Linked DNA regions of Homo sapiens: regions 1 and 3 are each linked to region 2. A link is a contact called in ENCODE Hi-C or POLR2A ChIA-PET data. All regions are on one chromosome and are shown on one strand. Each heading gives the region's core, a stretch centred on a gene start or an enhancer-like site at or near the end of the contact. The rest is flanking DNA. Distances are from core to core; before and after follow the strand shown.

Region 1 (4,670 bases), core at 2,047-4,546, 6.6 Mb before region 2:
GACCACAAGTATGTGCCAATGCACCTGGCTGTGTCTCATATTTACATTCCCACAGTTCCTAGTAAGCTCTTTACATAGCAGATATGAAATAATTTTATGTTGAATGATATATCTTTAAGAAACTAGGGAGGGCTGGGTGCGGTAGCTCACACCTGTAATGCCAACACTTTGGGAGGCCAAGGCAGGCGGATCACCCGAGGTCAGCAGTTGGAGACCAGCCTGGCCAACATGGTGAAACCCCATCTCTACTAAAAATACAAAAAAGAAAAGAAAAGAAAAGAAAAAAAGGAAAAAGGAAAAGAAATTATAAGTTTGTTTTCTTCCAAGTATTCACCTGAAATCTATTAACTCAGAAGGAGGAAAAAACAGTTCTTCAGAAAATAAAGCTTGGCCCTGTCTCCAAGAGCTCTCTCTCATTGCAAGTCTGGTTTCATCAGAGAAAGTGACTTCACAGAGAAACAAATTATATGTAGTTAGTACCATTTTCTTTCTGATTCAGGAAAATTATGAACTTCTAGTACTAGTAAAGTGAATCCTAACATTTACAACATATAAGTTTGAGCAGCCATAACATTTTCCTCAATATGCAAAATATCAAAGAAATTACTGTGATGGTTAATACTGAGTGTCAACTCGATTGGATTGAAGGATGCAAAATATTGATCCTGGGTGTAGAGGGTGTTGCAAAGGAGATTAACATTTGAATCAGTGGGCTGGGAAAAGCAAACCCACCCTTAATCTGGGTGGGCACCATCTAATCAGCTGCCAGCATGGCTAGAATATAAAGCAGGCAGAAAAATGTGAAAAGACTTGACCGGCTTAGCCTCCCAGCCTACATCTTTGTCCTGTGGTGGACGCTTCCTGCCCTCAAACACTGGATTCCAAGTTCTTCCATTTTGGGACTCAGACTGACTCTCCTTGCTCCTCAGTTTGCTGACAACCTATTGTGGGACCTTGTGATCGTGTGAGTTAACAGTTAATAAACTCCCCTTTACGTCTGTATGTGTGTGTGTGTATGTATGTGTGTGTGTGTATATATATATATGTACATATATTTCCTATTAGTTCTGTCCCTCTAGAGAACCCTTACTAATAAATTACACGATAAGTACAAATTACTTTTTTTTTTTTTTGAGATGGAGTCTCACTCTGTCACCCATGCTGGAGTGCAGTGGTGCAATCTCAGCTCACTGCAACCTCCGTCTCCTGGGTTCAAGTGATTCCCCTGCCTCGGCCTCCCGAGTAGCTGGGATTACAGGCACATACCACCACGCCATCATAGCTTTTTGGCTATTCATATAACTTATTTTGTGAAGTGTCCAAATTTTTTGCTAGTTTTTAAGTCCTTTGAATTTCTTCTGTATAATACATTGATGGTGGGACTATCAAGTGTTACCACTTTGGAAAAGAGGTTGGCAGTTTCTTAAAATTCTTAAAACATACACCTACCATATGATGCAGCCATTCCTCTCCTAGAGACTTACACAAGAGAAATGAAAGTATATGTCCACACAAAGAATTGTACATGAATGTTCACAGCAGGTTTATTTGTAATAGCTAAAAACTGGAAATAACCCAAATGACCATCAATAGATGAACAGGTAAACAAATTGTGGTATACCCAGAACAATAAACTACTACTCTGCAATAAAAAAGGAATAAACTATTGATACATGCATAATCTGGATGAGTATCAAATTAATTATGCTGAGTGAAAAAAGCCACACACACTTCCTTCCACCCCAAGAAGAGTACTCACTATATGTTTCCATTTATTTAAAAATTTCTAGAAAATGCAAACCAATCTATAATTACAGAAAGCAGATCAGTGGCTGCCAGGCGAAGGAGGGATTTAAAAAGGGGCAAGAGGAAACTTTGAGGGGTTTCATGGTTGTTTCCTAGGAAAGAGATATATTTGTGTATATACAGTCAAAATTTATCAAACTGTACGCTTTAAAGCTTATTGTATTCAAGCTCAATAAAGATGAAAAAAACTACAAGAAAAATAATTAAAAAAAACAAAAACCCGGCCAAGCGGGGTGGCTCTCGCCTATAATCCCAACACTTTGGGAGGCCGAAGTGGGAGCATCGCTTGAGTCCACGAGTTCAAGACCAGCCTGGGCAACACAGTGAAACCCTGTCTCCACAAAAAATAAACAAAAAAATTATGGCCAGGCACAGTGGCTCACGGCTGTAATCCCAGCACTTTGGGAGGCCGAGGCGGGCGGATCACTTGAGGCCAGGCGTTGGAGACCAGCCTGGTCAACACGATGAAACCCTGTCTCTACTAAAAACAAAAATTAGCCGGGTGTGGTGGCACGCGCCTGTAATCCCAGCTACTTGGGAGGCTGAGGCAGTGAGCCGAGATCACGCCACTGCACTCCAGCCTGGACGACAGAGAGAGACTATGTCTCAAATATATACATTATAAATATATATATACTTTAATAAATAAAAAAATTAGCCGGGTGCGGTGGCAGGAGCATGTAGTCCCAGCTACTTGGGAGGCTGAGGTGGGAGGATCCCCAGCCCGAGCAAGAGACCCTGTCTCACAAGAAAATAAAAATAAAAAACTAACAAAAACACCCTCCAGATTCCCAGTCTCAATGTGACCCCATTTCACCGCTGGGAACCGCCCCTTCCCTCCTTAACCCTCCTCCATCTCAATACTGATATTCATCCCTTCTTTCGAGGGGAAGGTTGAACCCTAACAGGTTCGCAAACTACTAAGACTCAAAGTACGCCCACTGTATTCCTGGATCCTCACCTCCTGCCACCAACCTCCTGTCTACCTTCACATTCGCACAGTTAGCCTTGCAGGAATAGTAACAAGTGCCCCCCATCCGCCGACCATCCCCTCCCGTTCATGTTCCCATTCATCCACGAAGCGTAATCCGACGGAGCATATCCCGCTCCTGAAATACCACTAATGGGCACAGAACCACCAAAAGCTGAGCTCCTCAGTCGGCCCACCCCCGGGCACGTTGGAGTGTGGGGATTCGAACGCCCCCCAGTCCAGGTTACCTGCCACCGGCTGGCCGCGCCGGGGACAGTTCAGCCACCGCGGCGGGATCTTGTTGTGAGCCATGTCTTGGGGCTGCGCAGAGCTGCCCTCCCTCACCAACGTTCACCGCGCCTTTGGAGCCGCCTCCCCGTGGTCCGGTGCACACCGGGGTCCGAGACACCCGAATCGCAGCCGTAATCTGAATTCCAACCTCTCCGATCCGGGTAACGTCAGGGGCGGCGCGCCACTTTCATTCAGGATCAACTCCACAGCTCCAGGAGAACCCACAATGCACCGCAACTTCCGCCCCCGAAAGCCCCGCCCCCTTTCCGAGGTCAGAGGGAAAGAAGAGGAAGCTCAGCGGAAGGATAGCAAAGAGTTAAGGACGCGACGAATGGGAGGAGCGGGCCTTCTCTCGCCCCACTCGGCACCGCCCCGCCCCGCCCCGTCCCGCTCCACGGACGCGCCCGGACGCTACTGGTTCGCCTTTGCGCATGTGCAATTGCCCTCGTACCGAACTCCGCAGGACGAAGCGTGTATTTTTTTCCCATCCAGACAACCTAGAGAAACCCAAAAAAGAGGGAAGCCAAGCGCCTTTCCATGCGTAGATTGCCCGCCACTTCCGTTAAGGCATCTATTTTACTGATGAAAAGAGGCCTTCTGAGCGTTACCACAGCTCAAGCTTGGCGTCCCAGCCGGATCTAGGTTTGATTTGCAATTAGGGAAAGTTGTTCAAGGGAACAAGTCTTAGGAGAATTCTAAGGACATGAGATTGGAGTACCAGAAATGGGGAATTTTTCTTTTGGTGAGTACTTACGAGGATCTATGAAGCTTCTGAAATTAATTCCAGAACACTTAGAGTTTTGTTTGTACATTTCTGGATCAAAGTTTCAAAGCATACTGGGGAGTTTGAGAGGGTCCATGTCTCCAAAAAAAGTTACTAATTAATGTGGTATAATTGACAAAGGTAGGAATTGATCAGTGGAGAACCTCTTCGTGGCGTTGTTCTCCTTGGCCTACCAAATAAACAGTGCCTTTTATTTTCCCTTCGAGTTAAGCAGAGGTGCTTGAAAAATTTTTATAAATGCCGTCCTTTAACGAGCCTTTCCTTTGTTACCAGATTAAAGTGTTAAATATAAAGCTGGATGATGGCGAATCAATTATAATGTAGTTTGGCTTTAAACACCAATGCTATATTGGAACTGCAAGAACGTAAGGCTGCAGGGAATACATTTTTAAAGCGTCGGTGGGGAACTTTCTGGGACGCTCAACCCCCTGAATGCCTGGACCCCCTCAGTAAGAGTCCCATCAATAGAGGCAGTCCAACAGCAATCTCTCTGAGGCAGCCTGAGTTAGGTCACACTTCTGGTCTGTCCTGCTGTTGCATCTGCTCAGAACTGTTAGTGAAGGTGTAAACTCCTCCCCTGACAGAACAAGATAATACCCAGTTTCCTTTAAGGCCATCAGTCTACCCAAATAATCTCCGATGAATTCCCTTTTCTGCTGATAGAGTGTGTACCATGCCCAAAGTGGTAAAAACCTTCCATCCCCAGACCCCCTCCAAGGATGGGAAAGGTGAGCCTGATCCTGGAAGAGTATCTTACCTTCCCCTTCTGGGGATGACTCCCCTTGGTGACTCCCCTTCCCACACACGCTATACCCAGTA
Region 2 (4,573 bases), core at 548-3,047:
CCTGAATAAAATAAATATACCATGTTCATAGATAAGAAGACATTTCACTAAATCTCTAAATGCAATTCTCAAGTTGAATAAAATGCCCAATTGAAATCCAATTTTTTAAATGGATCTTGGCTGGCTCATCCTAAAATTTCAATGAAAGAGTAAAGAGCCAAGTATAGTTAAGGCAATTTTAGACAAGAATCATTAGGAGGAGGGGTTTGCAAAATGTTTTAATACATAGAGTTGAGTGCATGGGTGTTCATTATATTATTATTTGTCCTTTCTGTGTTTAAAGTTGCTACAATTAAACTTTTAAACTTGTAGAAGAAAGAATAGTTTCTGATGTTATGTTGGGAAGAATCTTGTAAGCAAGAAAGCAAAAAGCACAAAATTAAAATGTAAAATATTATTAAATTCAAAAAGCTGTATACTGAAGCATAAAGCTTTTGGCAATCAAGAAACATCATAAAAACTGGAAAGACAGTCCATAAACTAAGAGAAGACATTTGCAACACATGTAACTTACAAGAGAGAATTAAACTAGAAAAAATAAATATTATCTACAAAATAATTTTCAAAAGCAAGCAATTTAATAAAAAATGAGATAAAATTAAGAACAGGCTTTAGCAAAAGGGAAAATGCAAATTAAAAGAGCAATCAGATGCTCTTATCAGCAAAAACTTAAAAAGTCTAACAATAGCATAAGGGTAACGATGTGCCAGTCTAGTTTATGGGAAATGGACTTGTATACAGACGAATCTCAAAACCTCTCAAAACCTAAATTAGTGAAAAAAGGGGAAAAATGAAGAATGATTCACATATGAAATATAAAACTAGGAAAATAGTATTTTTAGGGAATCGTACATATGTAACTATTTTCAGAAATACAACGGAATGAGTAATATAAAATTCAGCATAATGGTGAACGGAAGGAAGGAGATGTTTTTAGAGAGTCTTCTTTCTAGAAGACTCCAAAAATACTGGCATTTTTTTTTTCTTAAGCTCTGTAGTGGGTACCTGGGCATTTTTCATTCTTCTTTAAGATATGCACATGAGATATACTCATATGTATATTTCCCAATTAAAATTGGTGTACAAAATCTTTTTAAGGAGAGCCCTTATGAAACTGTTCACATCAGCAAGTTCTAGCTTGAATAAGGACTTCCTGTTACTATGTAACCAAACAAAAGATAGCATTTTCTTGTTTTCTGAAGCTAATGTAAGATGGAAACCTTCAGTTGTAATCCTATTTCAAAAGTTCTTGCTCTTCACATCTGACTTATCCTCAATTATTTCTAGTACTTCAGTACAGATGTGATTTTATAGAATACATTCGCAAATTAAAAACGCCATCTCCATCTGCCTACCTTGGGCTTCCAAGTAAAGTTCTATTTTTACAAAAATCAAAACAGTTCCTCAACTTTAAAAGTTTGAAAACCAGTGTACTTGTAAAGCACTTGATGCAAGCAACTTCTGAATGTTTCACATAAAAACAAACAAAAATGTGTCCTCTGTAATACAGTTAGAGCCTCCCAACAGAGCCTCAGAAGACCGTTTCTAAAGGCAGTGAGTTCTACTTGCAGAAATAGGGCGGGAGTGCAGTCTGACTCCAATCCACACGTCCTTCCCCTCTGACAGAACGCCCCAAAACGCAGTCCTCTCTTTCTTCCGCGCCGCTCCCGCCCTAGTCCTCTTAGACCCGCGACCGGAGGCTCCGGAAGACCCCGAGCCCCGCCCGCTCCGTGACCCCGCCCCCACCCGTCCCGCCCCTGAAAGCGCCCGGAACGCTGTGCGCGCGCCTTCGGGGAGGAGGGGCTGTCTGGGCTCGGGGCGCGGCGGCAGTCAGCTCTATGTTCGCGGTCTTAACCTCTCCTCTGGCCGAGTCCTTGCAAGAAGTGAATTACCCGACCCTGGTGAGTAGCTGCAGGAGTCAGACCTCTTGGAGGCGGCGGCGCCAGCAGCGGCGGCAGGCACGAGGTCCACCGCGGGCGCCTGCGCGCTCGCCCGCCAGCCAATCTGGTGGCCGCTTTCCTCCGGGCGCCCTTTGACCCGGCGCCCCTCTGGCAGGCGCTGGTGGCGCCCAGCGGCGAGCCTGTAGCCCCCTCGATTAACCTAGGCTGTCACTCTTAGGCCTGTTTTAGTCTGCGTTAGTTTTACTGCCTTTTACACTGCTTTATCCCCACCTCACTGGCCTCGTCGCCGCCTCCTCTTTGAAACGGTACCTCCTGTCGCCTCGGATTTTCCTTGTCTCCCCGACAAGGTGGAAATTTCGGGTCGGATGGAAGCCTTTTTCAGCACCTTCTCCTTGTGCCCCCAGACTGCCTCTGGGCCTTGAGCCGACCGGGAGAGTAGAAGGATCGAGGCCTGCTGGGCTCTGGGTGCAACGGAAAGGTAGCTGTCGCCTCTGGGCATCGGGAGGAGACCGCCCGATGGCGAGGCCGCTAGAGATGGTTTTTCAGTTCACCTGTTAACGTGTTTGGCACTGTCATCTTAGACTCTTAGCCTTTGCTAAGTCGGGATGCAACAGTGCTGGATTAGTGTTTTTGTTGTTCCTTTTTCCAAAGAAGCAACTTGAAGTACAGGCAGGTATAACTGTTTGGTTTTGTTGTTGTAAGACCCTACGGATAAGTGTTAGGAGAAAATGTGGAAGTGCTATAAAACAACAACAAGGGGGGGATAATGTTGATTAAGAACTTGAAAATAAGAAAAATGGGACTGGAATAGGCTGTTCACGTTAAAGTATTGAGGCAGTAGTTTGAAACAAAAATATAAAGTAAAACCTAGATATTGGTGATACTGTATCACGTTGTTTGCAAATCACTTTCATGACAATACATCTATTTCAGGTGTATCACACCTGAAAAAAACATGAGTGCTGTGAATTTGTGGATTTTCAGGCTCAATGCAGAAAAACACCCCCCAAAACAAAAAATCACAACAATGAAAACACCATTTCCAGAGCTGTTGCTGTTATTCGTGTGACGAATAGTGAATGTATGATCATAAAATAGAATAAGCTGTCTTTAGATGAAGTTTGGGCACAGTTTATGGAGTAGGTAACAGTTAATCATTGTTTATTAGGTACATAATCCTTAATTGAAAACATAACCATATAGCAGCAGCTTTCATCTTGTGTCACAAAAATAACTGGTGTATCCTCTAAATTTGATTTGTCTAATACCTTAAAGGAAGGCAGAATAGCATGGACAAGAACTTGAGTTCTTGAGCCAGACTCGATCTGCTCCTTGCTAGGTGATTAACCTTAGATTGGTTTCTTGGCCATTTGCTGGCCCAGAGATTTTTGAAAAAGTTACCAACTGCTCAGCTTCATCATTTGTAAAATGAGGTTAAAAAAAATTCTGCGGCCTGGCGCGGTGCCTCACGCCTGTAATCCCAGCACTTTGGGAGGCCGAAGTGGGTGGATCATGAGGTCAAGAGATCGAGACCATCCTGGCCAACCAACATGGTGAAACCCTGTCTCTACTAAAAATACAAAAATTAGCTGGGCGTCGTAGCGTGCGCCTGTAGTCCCAGCTACTCTGGAGGCTGAGGCAGGAGAATCGCTTGAACCCGGGAGGTGGAGGTTGTAGTGAGCCAAGATGGCGCCACTGCACTTCAGCATGGCAACAGAGTGAGACTCCATCTCAAAAACAAAACAAAACAAAACAAAAAACAGAAACTAAACCTCACTGAATTTCTGTTAACCAGAGGGTACAAGTGTTTACAATAAAACTGACCTGGGCAAGGATTGATTTTGAAACTGATTTTGAAAGTTCCAGATGTGTCTTCTAGTATTGAGTTATATTTATCTCCGGTGGCTTCATACAAAATAAAATTAGAAGAAAACAATATATTTTTTAAAAAAAGCACCAGAAGTCTGTGTGATTTAATTTAGTTAATTGAAAGGGAAGTCTTTTTGGCTTTTGTGAGTTACATGATAAAAGCAAATAATTTTTGAAGTACTAATTCATACCACCCTGCTTCTGAATCTCTTGGGGTCTCTTAGCTAGCTGGATATGTCCAATAATTTTTTATTAGACATCACTAAGCTTCAAGTCAGCATTTCAAAGGATTAAAAGCACAAAACTCAAAAAATAGAAGCTACAGGTTCAAAAGAACCTATTGTGTATGAGTAATGTAAACAGTCTTTTGAGGAGAAAACAGATTTTCAGTAGCCAATACTTTGAGTAGGTCCCTGCCTTGGAAAGATATATCTGCAATAAACTTGTAATATTTTCTCTATGGTGACTTATAATACTTTTCTTTTATTGAAGCTAAATTAGTTCCTCCACCCCTTTCCTGCAAGATCAGACATTTTAGGCATCTCAAGGGTCATTGTGGTTTTACAGCGTTGAAGATGATTTTTTTTATTAAATTGGATTTTTAAAATTATTGGATCTTTACGATTCTTTATAATATGTTCAGTATACACCGTAAACTTATCAAGTGTGTATACGGTCAGTAGTCTATATATACACACACACACAGATATACATATATATATATACACACACACTGCCTGAATACCAATGAAACAGCAAAGAGCCAGAAATTAACTTTTTTAAAGCTGAACACTTAATGAACA
Region 3 (5,007 bases), core at 1,718-4,217, 6.5 Mb before region 2:
ACACATAATTACTCCAACAATCACCCAAGAAATACACATAGACAATAATAGGTATCTTTGACCAAGGGCCCCACAGAGCTGGCTACCAATGACCAGCTCCCTGAAGGGTAAATTATTCTCTAGGACAGTATGATATTATCCCCAGATAAAGTCAAGCCTAAAATCATGGGATATAGTGAAAAGAACACTGGACTAGGCATCAGGAGTTCGAGTTATTCCTACCTCATTTTGTGAACCCCCCCCCCCAAGCAAGTTACTATATATTTAAATTTATTTACACCATACGTTAAATAGGACCTCTCTATATCAACCTTAAAGTGCTAGAGTAAGAATAAAATGAGATGACAGATGGAAAGTGCTTTGAAAAAGTAGATTCTTTTACAGCTCTGGATGTCCATGATTCCCATCCATCCAATGAACATGAGCACTTACTATGCATTACATGTTGCAGAAACAAAAATGAGTAAAATTCAGCAATTGGAATGAAATGGAGTTTTTTTGGTTTCTTTTTTGTTTTTTGAGATGGAGTATTGCTCTGTTGCCCAGGCTGGAGTGCAGTGGCATGATCTCGGCTCACTGCAACCTCTACCTCCCAGGTTTAAACGATCCTCCTGCCTCAGCCCCCCTAGTAGCTGGGATTACAGGCACATTAGCCTGTATGCCCAGCTAATTTTTATATTTTTAGTAGAGACAGGGTTTCGCCATGTTGGCCAGGCTGGTCTCAAACTCCTGACCTTAGGTAATCCAGCCGCCTCGGCCTCCCAAAGTGCTAGGATTACAGGTGTGAGCCACCACGCCTGGCCTGAAATGTAGTTTTAAAAGCTTATAAGGTTGACTGGGTTTGGTGGCTCACTCCTGTAATCCCATCACTTTGGGAGGCTGAGACAGGCAGATGGCTTGAGCTCAGGAGTTTGAGACCGGCCTGGGCAACATGGTGAAACCCTGTCTCCACTAAAAACACAAAAAATTAGCCAGGAGTGGTGGTGTGTGCCTGTGGTCCCAGCTACTCAGGGGCGTGGGGGGCTGGGGTTGGAGGATCTCTTGAGCCTGGGAGGCGGCTGTTGCTGTAATCCGAGATCATGCCATTGCACTCCAATCTGAGTGTCAGAAAGAAACCCCGTCTAAAAAAAAAAAAAAGTTTATAAAGTGATTGGGAAGCATTTTTCTGGATATGCAATCTGTCCAACTTTGCCATCAATCATAAAACGTTTCATTGCTTACTAATTGCTTACTACTCCAAAGCTGAAAACTATTGTAGAGGCGGTGAGGATACAGAAGTGTAAGATTACTGTGGTCTTCTAATAATGTAGAATCTAGTGTGGCAGGGCTGGACGCGGTGGCTCACGCCTGTAATCCCAGCACTTTGGAAGGCCGAGGCAGGCGGATCACGAGGTCAGGAGATCAAGACCATCCTGGCCAACAAGGTGAAACCCCGTCTCTACTAAAAAATACAGAAATTAGCTGGGCGTGGCGGGTGCCTGTAATCCCAGCTACTAGGGAGGCTGAGGCAGGAGAATCTCTTGAACCAGGGAGACGGAGGTTGCAGTAAGCCGAGATGGCGCCACTGCACTGCAGCCTGGCCACAGAGTGACACGCCGTCTCAAAAAAAAAAAAAAAAAAATTAAAACTTTTGTCTTGCAGTACCTGGACTGGAGATCAAATTCTGATGTTAACTTACCGTTTGATCTTTGACAAGTCCTTTAGCCTTTCTAAGCCTGTTTCCCCAGCTGTAAAATGGGAATAAAATACAGTACTGTCCCTCCAAAAAGAAGCTGAGGCAAAATCAGGCCAAGCTTGAGGACTGCAACCCAGGACCATAGATTCAAGCTGCCCTGAATATACACTCGGATTAGCAAGTTACAAGTAGGTTTTTAAAGGAAAAGAGGCAGCTCCTAAATTGTTTACCAATTTACATTAAAATATCGTGGGCTCTTGACTAGCTATACATTGTTCTTTGTATCTTAAATTTCAGAAACTTAAAGATAATGCGTAGGCAGCTAATCAGGAACAAAATGCCTTTAAACAATTGCCCCAGGCATTAGTAGTGAAAGGAAGAGAATGACAGCCTGCCTACTTCGCAGAGCTGAGGTCTGATCTATTTTTCTTAGTACCTATTCGTAAGGGTTGTTGTGAGGTTAAAGTGAGACAATCTATGTAAAGAACAGTTCCTGGAACATAAATGCTTGATAAATTATGGCCACAATTCTTTTTTGTGGTTGAGCAGTGCGGGGAGATCGCGAAAAATTTCTATTTACGCGCAGCTAACAAAATACTCTATGTTGCAGAGCTGTTTCACTTTCTCCCTTTGAGACGCAAGCCGGCTTGCCGCCTCCTCAAGTAACCAGGCACAATGTTCTGATCCCAAAGTCTCACAATCCTTCAAGTATGAAATCAGTAAAAACTCCAACTTCCATTTATGGATTTACGGAGAACTTTTTATACATCGAGGGGCTAATTCAATCAGTAAGTCACTTTGATTTTTACTCTGATCACCGAGACTAATAAGCAGCGATGCCGAACCAAGTAAATGAAAGAATCGTGAGCCATACTTCAGTAGATAAAATTTAAATGTAGACTGATTTTCTTCACGATTGCTAGGGAAGAAATCCTTACAGCGTACTTAGAAATCTTTGTTTTAAAATGATAACGCTGTTATGTTGGGCTGAAAATAAAACGGATACTTCCCCAAGGTCAGCAGCGGAGGAGGCAACCGTGGCCTTGCCAAAGTCATCCCCTCTTCCCAGCCCCCGTTCTTCCTGCCGCCCTCCCCCTGCCCCCTCCCTTCCCCACCCCCATCAACAAACTCCGCCGGGACATTTCAGTACCACCACTCCCTAGCCCGGCGAAGCGCAGGGGCGTGCTGGGGAGGAGTAAAGAGGGTGGGGCGGAAACCCAATTTCATTGTTCGCGGGACCGATTCTTCCCAAAAGAGCTCGCTGGCAGCGCCTGCGCAGTGCGCCCTCTTTGTGCCAGGCTGCAGCAAGCTGGTTGTTTGTGTGTGTCTACCCGAAGCTGCGGAGGCGGAGCGAGGGGGCGTGGCCTGCCTTGTCGCACTCTAATTGGGCTTTCGCAGGAAAGTGGGCGGGCGCGGGGCGGAGCTTCCGATAACAACACTCGGAGCTGGGGCTGTGGCTATTTGTTGCTGCGCCGCCACCGCCCGAGTCATGTTCCGCGATCTTCTCAGGCTCTCCTAGCAGCATCCATCGCCGCCACCCTATCTTCACTGGCTTCATTCACCTTCTCCTTCTCTCTTCGTTGCTGAGCGACAAGCTTCCTAGCGCTATGACTGTCGTCTCCGTCCCGCAGCGGGAGCCGCTCGTCCTGGGTGGCCGCCTTGCGCCGCTTGGCTTTTCCTCCCGAGGTTACTTTGGGGCCCTCCCGATGGTGACCACGGCTCCGCCTCCTTTACCCCGGATCCCGGACCCCCGGGCACTGCCCCCGACCCTCTTCCTCCCTCATTTCCTAGGGGGAGATGGCCCGTGTCTGACCCCCCAGCCTCGCGCTCCAGCAGCTCTGCCCAACCGCAGCCTCGCCGTGGCGGGAGGCACTCCTCGGGCAGCGCCGAAGAAGCGGCGAAAGAAGAAGGTGCGGGCCAGCCCCGCAGGGCAGCTGCCCAGCCGCTTCCACCAGTACCAGCAGCACCGGCCGAGTCTGGAGGGCGGCCGGAGCCCCGCGACCGGCCCGAGCGGAGCGCAGGAGGTCCCGGGCCCGGCCGCCGCCTTGGCCCCGAGTCCTGCAGCCGCAGCCGGCACGGAGGGAGCCAGCCCCGACCTTGCCCCGCTGCGGCCCGCGGCTCCCGGCCAAACCCCCCTCAGGAAAGAGGTGAGGCCGCCAGGGGGCCGTTGGGGAGTCGGGCCCTTAGACGGTCGCGGCCGAGCTCTGGGGCTGCAGACCCTGCACCCGGGGGGTCGGGCGGGTGGGGGCGGGGTGGGGGGGGCGGCTGTTTACTCGGGAGGGAAGTTTCCGTGACGCCCGCTCCATTCTTGCTTTGGGGGAAGAAGGGGGAAGGGGAGGCATGCGCTGGCGCTTCTGATTGGCTCCCAGGAGTCGGCCAATGAGAAGCGCCGCTGCGCCCCAGCAACAGCCCCGATTTAGAAGGCTGGCGGCGTTCCAGGGGGTTTCGGCGTTCCGGGCGCGCGGCGGGGTGGGGGCAGGGACAGGGCCCGCGGGAGGGCTGACGTCAGCGCGCGCTACGTGCCCGGCGCTCCGGCGCCCATGAAGGAGGCGAGGCCGGGTGGGGGCAGCTGGGGAAGGACTGGGCCCGGCTTTCGGCCTCCCGGCTATCGGGAGCCCCAGTCCTAGTCGGTGAAACGCGGAGACGGCCTCTAACGTCCCGCCGTAGGGGGTGGAGTGGGCTCCGAGCGGCTGGGTTTCGTTTGGTTGGAGTTGTGCCAAAATGTGAGGTGCCCGGTGTGGGACGCGCAGTCCAGTTGGGGCTCTGCCCGCCTCGGGCCTGACCTACTTAGTGGTTCCAAGTTAAGAGTTGGCAGGAGCCGCACAAAACTGATTTTATTACTTTTGCCACTGTGGTACTTCGTGTTAGTGTGTCCAGAGTAAGTTTTCAGAAGAGTTAGCAATTGAATTGACTTAGCCCGTCTGATTGCAGTGCTATTGCATTAGGATAAAATGGATAGAAGTTTAAATAGGATTAAGTCTACGAAATGATTTCAAAGTCTTGTCAGAATAACGTTTTATGGACTTAAGTTCAATGACTTAATCTTCGTAATAATGAAATGAAAAAGTTCCCGTTATTTAGTGAAGAATGTTGCATTGAATTAGAGATTTGCGGTTTATCTGTGCCCTTGGGAAAAAATTTGCCCACCTTGTTTCTTTAAATTATCGTCTCAATGTCTCCCTTTTAAAATTCCACGACTTTTGAAATATCCGTGATTACCTAAAAGCTTTTGTGCTTGTTTCCTGGCCTGTTTTCTAGAACAGGTACTAACTAGGGAGCTCTGGCAGTGAACCTTATTGACGTGGAAAGTTGTGGTCCTCTTTCGTGTCGTG

Evidence for each region. Hi-C counts contacts between places; a loop is a spot of excess contacts on that map. ChIA-PET counts read pairs that join two places held with the same protein, here RNA polymerase II (POLR2A). Pooled maps may share reads with other maps.
Region 1: a pooled map shows a loop between it and region 2 (19-fold over the local background). The contact joins the promoter of RNGTT here to the promoter of MANEA in region 2. A Hi-C loop is called at or near these places in 6 of 50 pooled maps.
Region 3: a map of naive thymus-derived CD4-positive, alpha-beta T cell shows a loop between it and region 2 (22-fold over the local background). The contact joins the promoter of PNRC1-DT here to the promoter of MANEA in region 2. A Hi-C loop is called at or near these places in 1 of 168 maps with a recorded cell type or tissue (naive thymus-derived CD4-positive, alpha-beta T cell), 1 of 37 single-sample maps with no recorded cell type and 10 of 50 pooled maps. POLR2A ChIA-PET finds 5 or more read pairs at or near these places in 1 of 52 experiments (CD4-positive, alpha-beta T cell).

Annotation. Positions count from the first base shown.
Region 1 is chr6:88,960,322-88,964,991 of GRCh38, forward strand. RNGTT (RNA guanylyltransferase and 5'-phosphatase) reads right to left here and starts at 3,297. Exons shown (of 16, transcript NM_003800.5): 1 at 3,025-3,297. The coding sequence starts at 3,088. RefSeq lists enhancers at 1,716-2,642, 2,997-3,376 and a silencer at 3,360-3,594.
Region 2 is chr6:95,575,738-95,580,310 of GRCh38, forward strand. MANEA (mannosidase endo-alpha) reads left to right here and starts at 1,798. Exons shown (of 5, transcript NM_024641.4): 1 at 1,798-1,901. It overlaps MANEA-DT (MANEA divergent transcript), which reads right to left and starts at 1,714. Exons shown (of 3, transcript NR_104136.1): 1 at 1,356-1,714. RefSeq lists silencers at 1,538-1,617, 1,668-1,757, 2,038-2,097 and enhancers at 1,894-2,834, 2,298-2,397.
Region 3 is chr6:89,077,613-89,082,619 of GRCh38, forward strand. PNRC1-DT (PNRC1 divergent transcript) reads right to left here and starts at 2,968. Exons shown (of 1, transcript NR_187250.1): 1 at 2,550-2,968. PNRC1 (proline rich nuclear receptor coactivator 1) reads left to right here and starts at 3,139. Exons shown (of 2, transcript NM_006813.3): 1 at 3,139-3,822. The coding sequence starts at 3,283. RefSeq lists enhancers at 2,244-2,333, 3,852-4,812 and silencers at 2,764-2,973, 3,024-3,173, 3,564-3,943.